Regions from separate parts of the Homo sapiens genome. Here region 2 is linked to region 1. A link is an interaction called in ENCODE POLR2A ChIA-PET data of the cell type or tissue named here. Cell type or tissue: PC-3. All regions are shown on one strand. Links, peaks and the distances in the headings refer to the core of each region. The heading gives the core; the rest is flanking DNA.

What was found. ChIA-PET counts read pairs that join two places held together with the same protein. Peaks named below come from ENCODE experiments on the same cell type or tissue, not always from the same donor. Only the 100,000 strongest peaks of a DNase experiment are listed, where the experiment ranks them.
Region 2: POLR2A ChIA-PET joins it to region 1 with 17 read pairs; 2 of 35 experiments call an interaction of 5 or more read pairs at or near these places.

The regions. Positions count from the first base shown.
Region 1 is chr13:73,164,242-73,173,201 of GRCh38, forward strand. It overlaps the pseudogene RNU7-89P. Among named protein-coding and RNA genes, the nearest start is that of KLF5, 110 kb to the left of the region's middle. RefSeq lists an enhancer at 5,606-6,177. In PC-3, for the core only: no CTCF peak of the experiment used is centred there; no DNase peak of the experiment used is centred there; H3K27ac peaks cover 4,160 bases.
Region 2 is chr13:72,976,313-72,982,960 of GRCh38, forward strand. The region is part of intron 16 of PIBF1 (progesterone immunomodulatory binding factor 1); the gene reads left to right. Among named protein-coding and RNA genes, the nearest start is that of KLF5, 79 kb to the right of the region's middle. In PC-3, for the core only: no CTCF peak of the experiment used is centred there; no DNase peak of the experiment used is centred there.

The DNA of each region.
Region 1 (8,960 bases), core at 1,942-6,941:
GAAAAATTGGTCTGTGGTTGTTCTTAGCTTGTTTCAGTCTAACTTTTGCATCAAGAAGTGGAGTTTAATGCAGCATGGAACCAGACTCTTCCTTCTATGATAGAGACAGGAAAAGAAGACGAACCCCTGTCTGGGCTTTTCCTGACACGCATTAGCCAATGACTTGTGCAAGGCTCCTCTTTGCCCTAAAAACACACACACGACAAAGTAACTGGCAGATGGGTGGATCTCCCCTCCAGTTTGTAGGGTGTCAATTTTTAGAAATTCAACCTTGACGGAAAGATTTGAAGCGAGGGGATATTGTTGAGCAAAAAGTTAGGAAGATTGAACCAGATCTTGTGAAGGATAATTGGAGAATGGTGGAGGAGGAAATCCCCAGCATTGGCAAAGATATGGAAGCAGAAAAGAAACTTACAGGGCATCAACAATGAGCAATTCAATTTGACTGGAATATAAGGCGTTCAAAGTGAAAGTTGTGGAAGTAAGAGGGGTGGGTATATAGAATATGGAAGACTTTAAATACCAGGCCCAGGAGTATGAATTCTACTCAGTAGGCAATGAGGAGCCTATTAAATAAAATCTAAGCAAAAATTGGAGCCCTGAAGGAGAGGACAACTTTTATTTTATTTTATTTTTTGAGATAGAGTCCCACTCTGTCACCCAGGCTGGAGTGCATTGGCACAATCGTGGCTCACTGTAGACTCGATCTCCTGGGCTCAAGCAATCCTCCCACCTCAGCTTCCCAAGTACCTGGGATCACAGGGTGCACCACTATGCCTGGCTAATTTTTATTTTTTATTTTTGTAAAGATGAGGTATCCCTGTGTTGCCCAGGCTAGTTTTGAACTCCTGGGCTTAAGTGATCCTCTCTCCTTGGCCTCCCAAAGTGCTGGGATTATAGGTGTGAGCTACTGTGACTGGCTGAGGACAACTTTTATTTCACTTACACACACCTCCATATAAAGTCAACTGGAGCTATTTATAACTGCATGACTTGTGATTGCCCACTGAAGACTGTGGCAGGGTATTTTATCCCCATTATTTTCTTACTGACCACCGCTATGTATCTGAAAGTAAGACCAAGGCAAAGAACTGTTAGGTACAACATAAATGAGTGGAGTTTATGTTTGCCAACTCTGAGGTCAGTTGGTTCATTTAACAAACATTTTTGAGCACCTTTTTAGGTACAGTAGATATAGCCATTAATGAATACAGTTTTAGGGGAAACGTTGGTTCTTGACTTTTATCTACTGTATATCTTTTTTCTTATTTTTTTTTTGAGACAGAGTCTCACTCTTGTCACCCAGGCTGGAATGCAGTGGTGCGATCTTGGCTTACTGCAGCCTTCGCCTCCGGGGTTCAAGTGATTCTCCTGCCTCAGCCTCCTGAGTAGTTGGGACTACAGGCGTGTACCACCACGCCTGGCTAATTTTTGTATTTTTAGTAGAGATGGGGTTTCGCCATGTTAGCCAGGCTGGTCTCGACCTCAAGTGATCTACCTGCCTTGGCCTCCCAAAGCGCTGGGATTACAGGCGTGAGCCACCTCTCCTAGCCTTATTTTTAGATACAGGGTCTCAGTCTGTTGCCCAGGCTGGAGTGCAGTGGCGTGCTTATAGCTCACTACAGCTTCAAACTCCTGGGTTCCAGTGAGTCTCCTTTCTCAGTCTCCCAAGTAGCTTGGACTATAAGTGTGTGCCACTGCACTCAACTTCTATTGCATCGCTTATTGCCTCAATGTGTAACTTTTTGGATTTGATGCCTTTATAGTGCTCCTTATAAAGCCCCTGGTCTGAGCCGTCATTATCTCTTGCCTAACTCTTTTCATAACCTCTTAACTGGGCTTGTGGCTTTTATTCTTGAGACTATCCACACACAGAAGCCAGAACAATGTCATGAGAGCAGAAATCTGATCTCATCCCTCATCTTCATAAAACCCTTCCATGGCTTCCATTACACTTAGATTAAAATCCAAATGTCTCTGCACCCCCACAATGTCCTGTGTGTTCCCAGCCCCGTCAAGACCTCTGATCTTACTTCCTACCTCTCTCCTCGATTCACAATGCTCCATCCTCACTGGCTCCTGGATATTCCTTGAACACTCAGTGGATTCCTGCCCCTGGACCTTTACTCTTGCTGTTTCCTCTACTTGGAATGTTCTCCTACCAGATTCCAGCATGGCTGTGCCCTCCCCCACCCAATGCCACTCAGATCCCTGCTCAAATGTCAGCTCTTCCAGAGCCACCCTCCAACTAGCTGTCTTGACAGCACTCTACTACCTGAAATTAAACTTTTAATGATTTATTTGCTTTTTGTTTTCTTCTTGAGACAGAGTCTTGCTCTATTGCCCAGGCTGGAGTGCAGTGGTGTGATCGTGGCTCACTGTAGCCTCAACCTCCTGGGTTCCGGTGATCCTCTCACCTCAGCCTCCTGAGTAGCTGGAACTACAGGCACATGCCGCCATGTCTAGCTAGTGGTTTTTTTTTTTTTTTTTTTTTTGGTAGAGAAGGGATTTTGCTGTGTTGCATAGGCTGGTGTCTTGTTTATTTTGTGTATTGCTCATTAAAATGTAAGTTCTGTAAAGGGTATTTTGCCTACTTGTTCATTGTGCTATCTCCAGCACCTAGAACACACCTGGACAATAGCACGCAATAGGTATCCCTGAATGAATGATGACTATTACTGGGACTTCCTTTACAACTTGGAAAGAAAGTGGTTTCATTATTCAAAAAAATGTAGTATCTACCTATACTTGTGTTCCTCATTTATCGCATCTCCACATTTGCCCCTTATGACTTTTGCAATTCCCAAATAAATGACATCCATTGTAGGCATATTAATGGCAGTCTGCAAGTAGCAAAGTTCATTTCTGATTTGAATTCTTTTGGCTGCTGTGAATAGTTTTTCTCTGGTTGTTAGTAATTAAAACAAACAAGCAGAAAGACTTATATTATTCTATCTCATTGCCAAATTGGATATTGCTCAACTCAAAATTGAATGTACACACACCCATAAAACTAGCCAAACGGGCTATTACAATTACATAAAGTTCCTTGTGTTCATTAGCAGTGTTGCCTTTCATGGGTTTATCCTGTTTGGCATATACATCAAAGTAACAGTCATAAAGACTTCTACAAAAATTTGGAGCATGTAGATGTGGAAAAATTTTTAAGATTTTTTTTGTTTTTTTTTTCCAGCTACATTGCAACAAAAGCATACCTTGTTATCATGATAAAAAGCTTAAGGCACGACAGAGAAAAAATTCAGTATTTTGTCAAAGCTTGGTAATCTAAGCCCACGGCCAGAGTCACCTAAAAATGGCAGATATGATTCAGTTTTGTATTCTGCATTTTGGGAATTAGTGTCAGAATACCAGCCCTGATCTCTTTAGTGAATGATTCATTTACTAACGTGATTAACAATTCTGAGAGCCAGCCATGTTGGCCACTAATATCAGATTTTTAGAAGCTGCCTAGGTTTAATGGAATTGTGGGTATGTTGAATTGGGGTGGGAGGTCCTAAATCTGCTGTTCTGATTTGTAGTGGTTTTATTTGAACCCAGAGAATGAGCTTCTTATGATTTCCAAAGCAGCATATTTTCTCATGGGTGGTTCCTATTCATGAGAAAAATAAAATAATAACAGATAGTGGTTTGGGGAGTGTGTTGAGTAAAAAAAAAAAAAAAAAAAAAAAAAAAAAATTAGCTTCAGTTCATTGATCCAAAGGCATAGCTCTGTACCTTTTTGAATATAAGGAATTCAGAAAAATGGGGGCAGAAGGTCAGATTGAGTTTGTTATATTATTATTTGTTTACATGTCTGTGTCTTTCTTTTGTGTGTGTGGCAGGTGGGGGAGGGTTTCCAGTAAATATTGGAAAACCTGCTAGACAAATTTTAAAAGACCTGTAATAAGTATGTGTTTGTTTCTTTAAAAAAACTTTTTTTTTTTTTTTTTTTTTTTTTTTTTTTTTGTCCCCTGTAGAGACAGGATCTCACTATGTTTCCCAGGCTGGTCTTGAACTCCTGGCCTCAAGCAATCCACCTGTCTCAGCCTCCCAAAGTGCTGGGATTAGAGCATGTGTGTGTGTGTCTAAGAGTAGACTATGAGCTTCTTGGTGGCAGAACCTTATTCATGTTTCTTTCCCATTGTCTGGCATGGCACTGTGTGTAGCTTAGTAACAATGATGGTTGTGATGATGCTGATAATGGCCTCTATTACTCAGCTTCCTGTATGCCAGGCACTATGCTAACTGCTTTGCATACATTACCTTATTTAATTCTCATAACAATCCAGGTGGAAAGTAACAAACAGTATATTATGTCCATATGTTGTGAGGAAACTGAGGCTTAAAGATATTCATGGACATGACCATGGTCACACAGCTAGTGAAGTGTTGGACCTGGAATCTAAAACCATTTCTGTTCTTTGTCCCAAGCCCATGTTGTTTATTACTATGCTCTATATTTGTTGCCTGAATTAATGACAGAGTGGTTAACCAAGGTCCCCTGTCCTACCCAGGCCCTGTGACTCAGTAAAGAGTTAAAATGTGACAAACAGAACTGGACAATGGTGATGTCCTAGAATGAACCAGTTTTATTCACCAGTAGAAGAGAAACTTTCAGTGTGGGTAATAAGAGATTGAGGGACGACCTGTGTCAATGGATAGCTCCAAATGAGAGGAGTGCAGTGGGTTTAAGAGAAAGAGGGGAGAAAAGAAAGTACCATAAAAGGGAAACTTAAACAAAGAGCAAAGTAGAAAAAAAAATTCTTTTGAGAGGAGGTCATTTTTCATTCCCAGAAACTTCCAAAGTGATGCTTTTAACCCCACATCTGGTTCAGATTCCTGCTCGAATGCTCAGAGGTAGAACAACAAAGCAAGTGGAAAGGTTTGGGCACGCCTCTGTCCGTGGAGCTGCCCTCCCTGCGCCCTTCCCCCTGAGGAATATCTGCTTTGGAAGCAAATGATGGAAAGTTTTGTCCAGGTTGCCTTCCCTCACTTTTGCGCGTGGGTGTGAGTTTGTGTACCCGATTCTACTGTGAGGAGTTCAGGTTGCTTTACCTGCTGTTGCGTCTTAACAGGGTGAGACATGTGCCTGTGGTTACAGGCCTGTCCCAGGAGAACTTGTCCTACTGGATATGGAAATCATTCAAGCAAAGTGGGAGGCTAGGTTGTCTTATTTTCGTGCCGATACTTGGGTTGCTTTGCTGAACTGAAGCATGAGAGAGAGATGGGATGAGAAGCAAACCATTTGCATGTATCATTCCTCCTGCAGTTCTGGAGCTGTTAGCCAAAAGTGCCATTTTCACAGACAAAAGGCAGGAAAAAGAAATGTCCCCCATCAAAAAAAATCACAGGTTTTCCCAGTTTTTACTGTCTTCCTAGCTCTGGGTCTCACAAATCTAATGGCTCTCAAGCTTTTCAAAGTGATTCTTTTCAGATTTTCTTCTTTCATCCTTGAGTCTCTATTAGAACTGTCCTCTGACTCCATTTGACTGATAACTTTTGATAAACTGACTGGAGCCTCCGTATTGGCTTGCTACAGATTTGCTATAAGAAAAGGTAACTCGCTTTCATAAGGCCAATATCAGCATCCACTAATGCAAGGCGTTTTTCCTCTAATGTGATTACATAAGAATTAATGATGGGTAAACACCAATGTGAAGAGATTTAATTTGGATAAACATTATGAAGCTTGTCTGCTTAATCAGGGTTTATCTCATCTTTTCTGTTTTTTTTCTTTCTTTTCTTTGTGCTGCAAATTTTCCAAGAACAGGGACCAGTGTACTATTCTGCCTACTTCCTTGAACAGGGCAGACAGGAACATTGTGAGACCCAGCATTCTTGTGATACTTTAATAACTTCCACTTCCGGGGAAACAAAAGAGGATACAGATGCATGCAAATGCAAAACCGAGCAAGATACCAGCTGAGCTGACTTAACACCCTCCCTCCCACCTCCTAGCCATGAAGGTGCTAGTGGGGAGAAGCAGTTCTTTGGAGGAGTTGAGGTATTTCTCCTCTCAATCTTGGGTTGCTCTTGACTAGCATGTAGCAGAGGACCTGTGACAGCTTTTTGCTTTGAGAGCTTTTACCCAGAGGATAGCCTTATTTACCACCCCTTCCCCTCAACTCACAGGCTTTTCTTTCTTTCTTTTTTTTTTTTTAGACAGAGTCTTGCTCTGTCGCCCAGGCTGGAGTGTAGTGGCATGATCCCGGTTCACTGCAACCTTCGCCTCCCAGGTTCAAGTGATTCTCCTGCCTCAGCCTCCCGAGTAGCTGGGACTATAGGTGCGTGCCACCACGCCTGGCAAATTTTTGTATTTTTAGTAGAGACGGGGTTTTACCATGTCGGCCAGGCTGGTCTCAAACTCCTGACCTCAGGTCATCCACCCACCTTGGCCTCCCAAAGTGCTGGGATTACAGGTGAGAGCCACCGCACTGGGCCTCACAGGCCTTTCTGAATCCAGTTTTTATTTCCTGAAATGCATACGGGTCAAAAATAATCCATATCAAATGCATATTAATTTATAGGTATCTTTTTCAAGGAGGATGATTAGCAAGGAAATAATCATCGTTTCCACTCTCCCAATGTGATTATTTGTTTCTATGACAGAATCTAATTTCTCACATCTCTCCTTGTTTACTGATTGACAATCTATAGTCCTAGACTTCATTTCTGCATTTTACGTTTCTGCACCTGTGAAAAGGGCTTGAAGGCGAAAGATGAGCATCTTTAGAGACAATGGGCTTGGGGGAAAGAAAATGGCTTGGTACAGGTTGTTATTTTTTGTTCGCTAACTGGAGTGAATGCTTTTTAAACAGTATCTTCCCCATTGGGACAATTGGAAGAACAGTGACATTCATTTTATAGTTTTTGCTTGTTGGGTACTTATTCCTTTCGAAAAGAAAGGAAATTCCATACTCCAGGAGTCCATCTGTTGTTACATTTCATGAGAAATAAATGCACTGGAAAATATAGCTAAACACACTTGGTTCACATTTTCTCCACCTTTGAACTGATACCAGTCATAAAACTCCATCTTGTATAGACAATCTGTTAAAATAAGTTACTAAGAAACCCAAACAGGTATAAAGGTCGCTCTCAGTGTGAATGGTTTTTTTTTTTTTTTTTTTTTTTTTTGCAGTGGTTATGACCAACCCAAAACTCACTCTGAGTTGGCTTTTATAGTCGATATTTTAAACTGTAAACCATGTTATATGACTGTAGAGCCGCACCCAGTAAAGTCAATTTTCCTGTTTTGGAACTCTCGTGCGATGCAGCACATAATCCCTGTTCATTTGTCATGTTCTCACCTTGTTCAGGGCCTCAGAGTTTATGAGCAGGTTACTCCACTGCATTTTAAACATGTCATCTCTCCCAAGGTGTCTTTTAAGAAATACTTATGCAATCAAAAGGAAGCCAAATATGTCCTTAGTATAAGAGACAGAGGATGTTGTTAATGAACTGGAAGGAATTCTACTTCTGGAAAGTCTGAGGAAAAGTTATCAAATTATAGGAATGGCATCTAGATTTGAGGGCAAAAACAGGTACATTAAAGGGCAGAGACTGCTCTTTTCTCTCTCTACCATTTTCTAAGCATCTATTATTTACCAGGCATTTTGTGAAGCATTTCACTTACATGTTCTCGTTGAATACTTGGTGAGTCTCTGTGAAATATCAAGAAAATGGCTTAAGAAAGGTGAATGGCTTGCTCAAGTTCACACAGCGAGGAATTTGCTGACAGAATTCCAGAGTGTGGTTTAGCCCCAACACGGCCTTCATCCCGGGCCACCTACTGGATGGAGACCTCCTTGCCGTGGCTTCCTACATCCCTGCTCCCATGACTTTACTGTTGCAAGGGTAGAAGAACAGATGTATCTTTTTGGATTTGGCCTGACTTTTCAAAGATAAGATAAAGAAGAGCTGGTAATAAGGCTGAGAATTGACACGTTCTTGGTTGGCTCAGCTGAACTGAAGAGCTTCTGTTCTCATCTGGATAGACAGGAAATAATGTGTGACATACAGACAGCTTGTTTTTCTCTAAATTTGAGCAATGGTGAGTCATTACTTTTATTAAAGTTAGAGATGATCCTTTCTTTTTCTGTGCAGGAAAATCTATTGTTTTTCACACAACCCACTCCTACTTTTAAATAAATCAGTTAAATTGCCTATATTTTAAATAAAACTTTTTCAAACTCCTTTACCTACCAGCCTAGAGGCAGGAATATTTCTTTTCTCTTTCAGCCTTGCCTAAGGAAAAATGCTTCTTTTTTTTTTTTTTTTTTTTTTGAGACAGAGTTTCACTCTGTATCCCAGGCTGGAGTGCAGTGGAACGATCTTGGCTCACTGCAACCTCTGCCTCCCGGGTTCAAGCGGTTCTCCTGCCTTAGACTTCGGAGTAGCTAAGATTACAAGTGTGCACCACAGGTTTCACCATGTTGGCCAGGCTGGTCTTGAACTCCTGACCGCAAGTGATCCACCCGCCTCAGCCTCCCGAAGTGCTGGGATTACAGGCATGAGCCACCGCACCTGGCCTTCTGCAGTTTTCTAGGCCTGGTTAGAGAGGACAAAATAAATCCTGGGAAGACCTCCAGCTGGCCACTAGCAAGAGGTGGGAGGAGGATACACTTCCTTCCTTTTTTTCCTACTTTCCGCATCTTAATGCCAGGCATGAGCCTTTCTTAGCACTGCTGTTGCTAAGAGAATAAGTAGCTGAATAAAGTGGCACATGTTATAAGGACAAAATAGCTAAAATGAAGACCCTAAAGAGCAGCCTCAGTCTCAACACTATTGACATTTGGGCTGGATATTTTTTGTTGTGGGGGATAGGAACTGTTCTGTGCATTGTAGGATGTTTAGCAGCACCCTGACTGAGTACCCACTAGATGACAGTAGCAACACCACCCCCTAATCCTACCAGTACCCCGAGTTGGGAAAACCAAAAACATCTCCAGACATTGATT
Region 2 (6,648 bases), core at 1-5,000, 190 kb before region 1:
AGGGAAGGAGAGGAAGAAGAAGAAGGAAGAAAGGAAGCGAAGGAGGGGAGGGAAGGAGGGAGAAATTTAAACACTAGCAAGATGAAACTACTCATTAATTGCCTACTACTACATGTTATTACTGGTATTTGTATGGATGCATATTTAGATAATTGTCAGTTTTTATGTATTTGACAGTATATCTTTATTTTGGCAAGTATGTTTTAATAATTTAACATTGTATAGCTTTTGATGATACCAAACATCTAAAGAAAAGCAACTTTTTTTGTTTTAAAGCAAAGTAAAAATTAAAGCTTAGTAAAACAAATCTAATGTTATTAATCATTTTCTAAGAAACCATTTACTACCAACTTACATCATATATACACATGCAAAGGCCTCCGCAAATTGCATATATGGAAAGAAAACAGCTGGTGTGACCCCCTAGAAATGCTTGGCCATTCACTTGAACATTTACCTGATGAAACAGGATTGATTTATTCACTTGATTGTTCAGAGGATCATGTCCTCATAATAGTCAATAGATAACATTGGTTAAGAATAATTCTGATTTTTTTTTGAAAATGAAAATCAGGGCTGGGACTAGGGTGAGGCAAGCAAGGCATCTAGGACACATGATGTAAGGAGGTGCCTACTCTCAGAGTGGGCAAAGAACATGGACGGCCCCTGGGAGCCACTGCTTCTTTACCTAAGGCCGCTAGCTTGTCTCACCCTGGTCAATACCCTGGGAAAATTATCTGATACCAGTCTGGTTTTAATCAGTTAAATTTGGACAGTGTAAATGAGTGATTCAAAAAGAGACCAAATGAACTTTTTAAAGTTTCTTATTTTCTTTTTTGCATTGGACAGCTCTTGCTTTAATGTTGTGTTGTTTTGTTTTGTTTTGTTTTGTTTTGTCTTGTTTTGTTTTGAGATGGAGTCTTGCTCTGTCACCCAGGCTGGAGTGCAGTGGCGCTATTTCGGCTCAGCGCAACCTCCACCTCCCTGGTTCAAGCAATTCCCCTGCCTCAGCCCCCCAAGTAGCTGGGATTAACAGGCGCATGCCACCACACCTGGCTAATTTTTTTGTATTTTTAGTAGAGATGGGGTTTCACCACGTTGGCTAGACTGGTCTCAAACTCCTGACCTCAGGCAATCCACCTGCCTCAGCCTCCCAAAGTGCTGGGATTACAGGCATGAGCCACTGCACCCAGCCTAGCTCTAACTTTTTTTAGCAGTGTCACTTAGTTCTGATTAGGCTGTATGTGTTCATGTAATGTGAAGTAAGATCACCAGTTCATTTACATAATTCCAAAATATGTGTTAAACAGAAAAAGCAAGTAGGACAATTCTAGGTTGACAATTCAGAAACATTTGGGGCATGACCACAGAGAGTTTTTATTTTCTATATTAGTGTTAGCTCAAAAATATTAGCTTAAAAGTATCTTCTCTCATGTTAAGAGTTAGGGTGTGGTGTGACAATTTCCAGGAATGTGTATTGATCTCTTACAATTGAGTATTTCTTGAACTATGAGTGGAATATTAGGTGATGTTTAGTCCTAACTTTTTTTGCGAGAAAATATATTCAACAACTAATTTCAGAATGATATAACGTGAAGAGCAGGTGGCCGTAGAGAGAAATAGGATATTTTAGGTTGACTTTTCAGACTACAAAGCTCAACTGGGTTGGGTAAATATATTAGGTTAAAGGATTTACACAACAAATACTAACTTAAAAATGTGCATAAATTGAATTGAGAGCTTATACCTGCCCACACTTCTCCATTCTAAATTCTCCAGGTTTTGTCCCTATATTCAGTAAAATGTTCATAAAGCAGAGGGGGAAAGGGCAAAATATCTCTCCTCACAGAATTTATTTTATTAAAGAACAGTTTAATGTCATGCCTTCTGCTTTTGTAGAAGATCAAAACAAAGTGTGATCTCTCTTGGTTTTGTAAAACTAAGGCAGTCTACTAAGTACATCCACATAAATGACATAATCTAATCTTTACTACAGTCCACTGATAAATATCATTGTCCTCATTGTTAGAGATGAAACTGATGCTGATAAGAGTTAAATAACTCAACTGTGATTACGTAGTCAAAACTAAAAGTAATTCATTTTTTCCCTGAAACAAAACTAAGGTTCTTTTTCCTTAGTCTCATTTAGACAGAAAAAAACTCATGATGAATTATTGCGTATATTCCAGGAAAATTTTTGCCTCTGGGCGTGAAGTTATATTCCTCTTTCTTTTTTTCATAAAATGAAAACTTTGTAATTTAATGTGTTTCCTTTTTGTCTTCATTGCCAGAAAACTCAGAGCTGAATATCTTATCCAGGTGTTATAATCTTTTTTTTCCTCTTTCACTTTTGATACCTCAGAATAACTTTATCTGTTTCCTTCAGGTGGGTTGTAATCTATCTTACTCTAAAATGTCTTCACTTGTACTCGGATTAAGACCTCTTAGGTGTAAATAAAATATAAACCTAAATAATTAGATATTGAAAAGAGGTAAAAGGAAAAGATAAACTGATAGGAACTCACTTTTAGATAACAGTAGCAGGACTTCAAATAAAACATTCATTTTGAAAAGATTTGAGTATAAGAAATGTGATTTCAGGCCCGATGCAGTGGTTCACACTTGTAATCCCAGCACTCAAAAAGGCCAAGGTGGGAGGAACGCTTGAGGCTAGGTGTTCAGCACCAGCCTGGACAACCTAGGAAGACCTCATCTTCACAAAAAAATCAAAATTTAGCTGGGCATGGTGGTGCACATCTGTGTTCCCAGCTACTGGGGAAGTCGAAGCAGAAAGATAGCTTGAGCCCAGGAGGTTAAGGCTGCAGTGAATCATAATCACACCACTGCCCTCCAGCTTGGGTGACAGCAACACTGTCTTTTAGAAAAAGAGAAATGTGACTCCTTAAAATGGCTTCTTTCTTGAGCTTATCACTCAGTAATCGTCATTAATTGCATTTAGTTTTCATCTGTTTTTATCCACTCATCTTTGCCTTAACGAAACAAGATTTACTGATCACCTTTGGAAATTCTAATTCTGCTTTTCTTTGTATATATTTTATCCACGTGTCCTTAGAATATAAGCTTTTGAGAGTAGGAAAAGTATCTTTCATCAGCCAAATGCCTAATAGAATACTGAGCTCAGTCGTTAGAAGCTGATGTAGAAGCCCTTTTCTCATGGCTCTTGGAGCTGTAGAAGGGCAGTGGGAAGAACACCTCTTAGGAAGCTATTCCAGTATTTCAGTGAGTGAAGGTGGTGTCTTGAACTAGATTGGTGATGATGAGGTGAAACAAAAATGGACCGATTTGAAAGCTATTTAAGAAGCATAATTGGCCGGGCGTGGTGGCTCAAGCCTGTAATCCCAGCACTTTCGGAGGCCGAGGCGGGCAGATCACAAGATCAGGAGATCGAGACCATCCTGGCTAACACAGTGAAACCTGTCCCTACTAAAAATAGAAAAATTTAGCCAGGCATGGTGGTGGGCGCCTGTAGTTCCAGCTACTCGGGAGGCTGAGGCAGGAGAATGGCATGAACCCGGGAGGCGAAGGTTGCAGTGAGCTGAGATTGTGCCACTGCACTGCAGCCTTGGCAACGACAGAGCAAGACTCTGTCTCAAAAAAAGAAAAAAGAAAATTAAGAAGCATAATCACGGTCCTTGGTGATTTGAGTACATTAGGGACTGATGAAGAGAGGAGGGATGAGAATTGATGCCTAGGTTTTTGGCTTGTGTCTTTAGTGGTGCTACAAAGAACCTAGAAGAAAGAGGTTTGGGGAAGAAAAGTTCAAGAAAATATCTAAGTGGATATATACACTAGAGAGTTGGAAATGTAGGTTCTTGTGCCCAAGAAAGAGAATTCATCTGTTAATAGAAATTTGAAAGTCACAACATAAAGATGTTACTTTACATGGAAATAGAGTAAATGAACTAGTGAGACTATATAGAGTAAGAACAGAAAAAGGCCTGTGACAGAATCTTAATGAGTACCAGCATTTAAGGGAAGGGCATAGGAAAAAGTGCTTACACAAAGAAGAGTGAAGAGTGACCAGCATCAGTGACGAGCATCAGGAAGAGAGTAGAGTCCCTAAAGCCCAGGGAGAACCATTCATAACAGAGCCAGTTGTACGCAGTGACGTGCTCTCAAGAGGTCAGGCCAAAGAAAGATTTTTAAAAAAGAGTCATTTGGATTTAATAAGATGCTAAAGGGCCGGCACGGTGGCTCATGCCTGTAATCCCAGCACTTGAGGAGGCTGAGGCAGACAGATCACTTGAGCTCAGGAGTTCAAGACCAGCCTGGCCAACATGGCGAAACCCCATCTCTACAAAAGATACATAAATTAGCCAGGCCTGGGGGCATGCACCTGTAGTCCCAGCTACTTGGGAGGCTGAGGTGGGAGGATCTGGGAGAATTGCTTGAGCCCAGGAGGTGGAGGTTGCAGTGAGCCAAGATAGTACCACTGCACTCCACCCTGGGTGACAGAGTCAGAGCCCTATCTCCAAAAAAAAAAAAGAAAAAGAAAAAGATGCTAAAGCAGTTTCAATGGAGCTGGAGCTAAAAAGCAGATACCAGTGAAAAATAGGCAATCCTTAGAATATTTGAAGAAGAAAAGATAGGACAATTGAGGAAGGGGCATGAGATCAAGAGCTTTTGCTGAGCCAGGCACGGTGGCTCACGCTTGTAATTCCAACACTTTGGGAGGCGGAAGTGGGTGGATCCCTTGAGGCCAGGAGTTCGAGACCAGCCTGGCCAACATGGTGAAACCCTGTCTCTACTAAAAACACAAAAATTCGCCGGGCGTGGTGGCAGACACCCGTAGTCCCAGCTACTCGGGAGCCTGCGGCAGGAGAATCACTTGAACCCAGGAGGTGGAGGTTGGAGGTTGCAGTGAACTGAGATCATGCCACTGCACTCCAGCCTGGGTGACAGAGCAAGACTCTGTCTCAAAAAAAATAAAATAAAATAAAATAAATAAATAAATAAAATAAAAATAAAAAAAAGCTTTTGCCTCTCAAAGCTAGAGATTACACAATTTAAATGGTGACAGGAAGAAGCAAAATAGACATTAAAAGTACACAAAAGAAAGAGATAATCAATTGAGCAAAAGTGATAGGAAAGGAGATCCATAGCAGAGTCATGGGAATCAGCTTTAGACCACCAGTGTTACCTTTTCCATTTTGAAGAATAGAAAAAAGAATTATGTGAAAATAGAAGTAAGTTTATAGGTTTAGTGGTAAGTATTTAGAGAGTTCCCATCTAATGGATGTTTTCTAATAGAAAGAGATGTGGTACAGTCAGTGTTTTGAGAAAAATGAATTTTGAAGTAGCTGTGTAATAAATGAATGATGTACATAAAAGAATTGCCAAGTTGAAATGTTATGTACTTATAGTAGTACCATTCTGTGTAATTTTTCTTTAGCAGCACTTAGCACCCCAGGTGTAAACATAGAAGATGGAAACTAGACTGATCCAGAATTACATTCTACTTTCTACTATATGTACATATAAATATGTTCAACTCTCTCATTAAATTGTAAGACTGGCATTACCTTTATATTCCTTACATCTTCTACATTTTGAAATACTATGGAAAAAGCCAGCAGTCAGACAGACAAGACTTGTATTCATATCCCAGCTCTGCTACTTAATAGCAGTGCATTTTTGAGACAATAATTTCACCCCTCTAAACTCAGTTATCTCATCTGTAAATAAAGGTAATATCTACTTTGCAAGGTTCTGTGAGAATTAATATAGCAGTGTTCCTGGAATATAACAGAACTCAATGAATGTAGTTCCCTTTCCTCATTTCCTTCTGTGTCAAGGGTCTTTTTAAATATTATCTATCATTTGAGACTGGGCACGGTGGCTCCTACCTGTACCCAGCACTTAGGAAGGCCAAGGCAGGCAGATCGCTTGAGCTCAAGAGTTCAAGATCAGCCTGGGCAACATGGTGAAACTGTCTCTACAAAAAATATGAAAATTATCCAGGGATGGTGGCACATGTCTGTAGTCCCAGCTTCTCAGGAAGCTGAGGTGAGAGGATTGCTTGGGCCTGAGAGGTTGAGGCTGCAGTGAGCAGTGATCGTGCCACTACAGTCCAGCCTGGGTAACAGAGCTAGACCCTATCTAAAAAAACACAAAAAATAAAAATAAAAAAATATTATCTATCCTTTGAAGCCCTCCCTACCTCAACAAAGAAAAACATACCCTTTTCTACCTCATTCCTATAACTTTTTAAATATTTCTGTTAATGTTCATATTACTATGTAATTAAGCATCTGTCTTACCCATTAGATTGACAAATTCCTTTTTGTACTTTAGCCTTTAGCACAATATTTAGCAGATAATAAGTACTCATTCAGATGTTTCTTAAACTAATTGTTCTTTTCAATCTTCAATAATATAAAGCTGTCAAATAGAAAGCTTTAGAAACTGTCATCAAAAAATAAGTGTCACTCTGATACTGAAATATTTTAGCTGAAGAAAGCACAGAAGCTCTCCTGTATCCAAGGACAATTTTAGATACTACTACTGAAATTTTACTTACATACTACTTTTACATACAATTTTAGATACATACTACTGAAAGTAGGCCATAGGAAGTCATATCCCAAAGGTTTGTCTACAGGAGAGCTACTTCCTAAAACCTTGGAG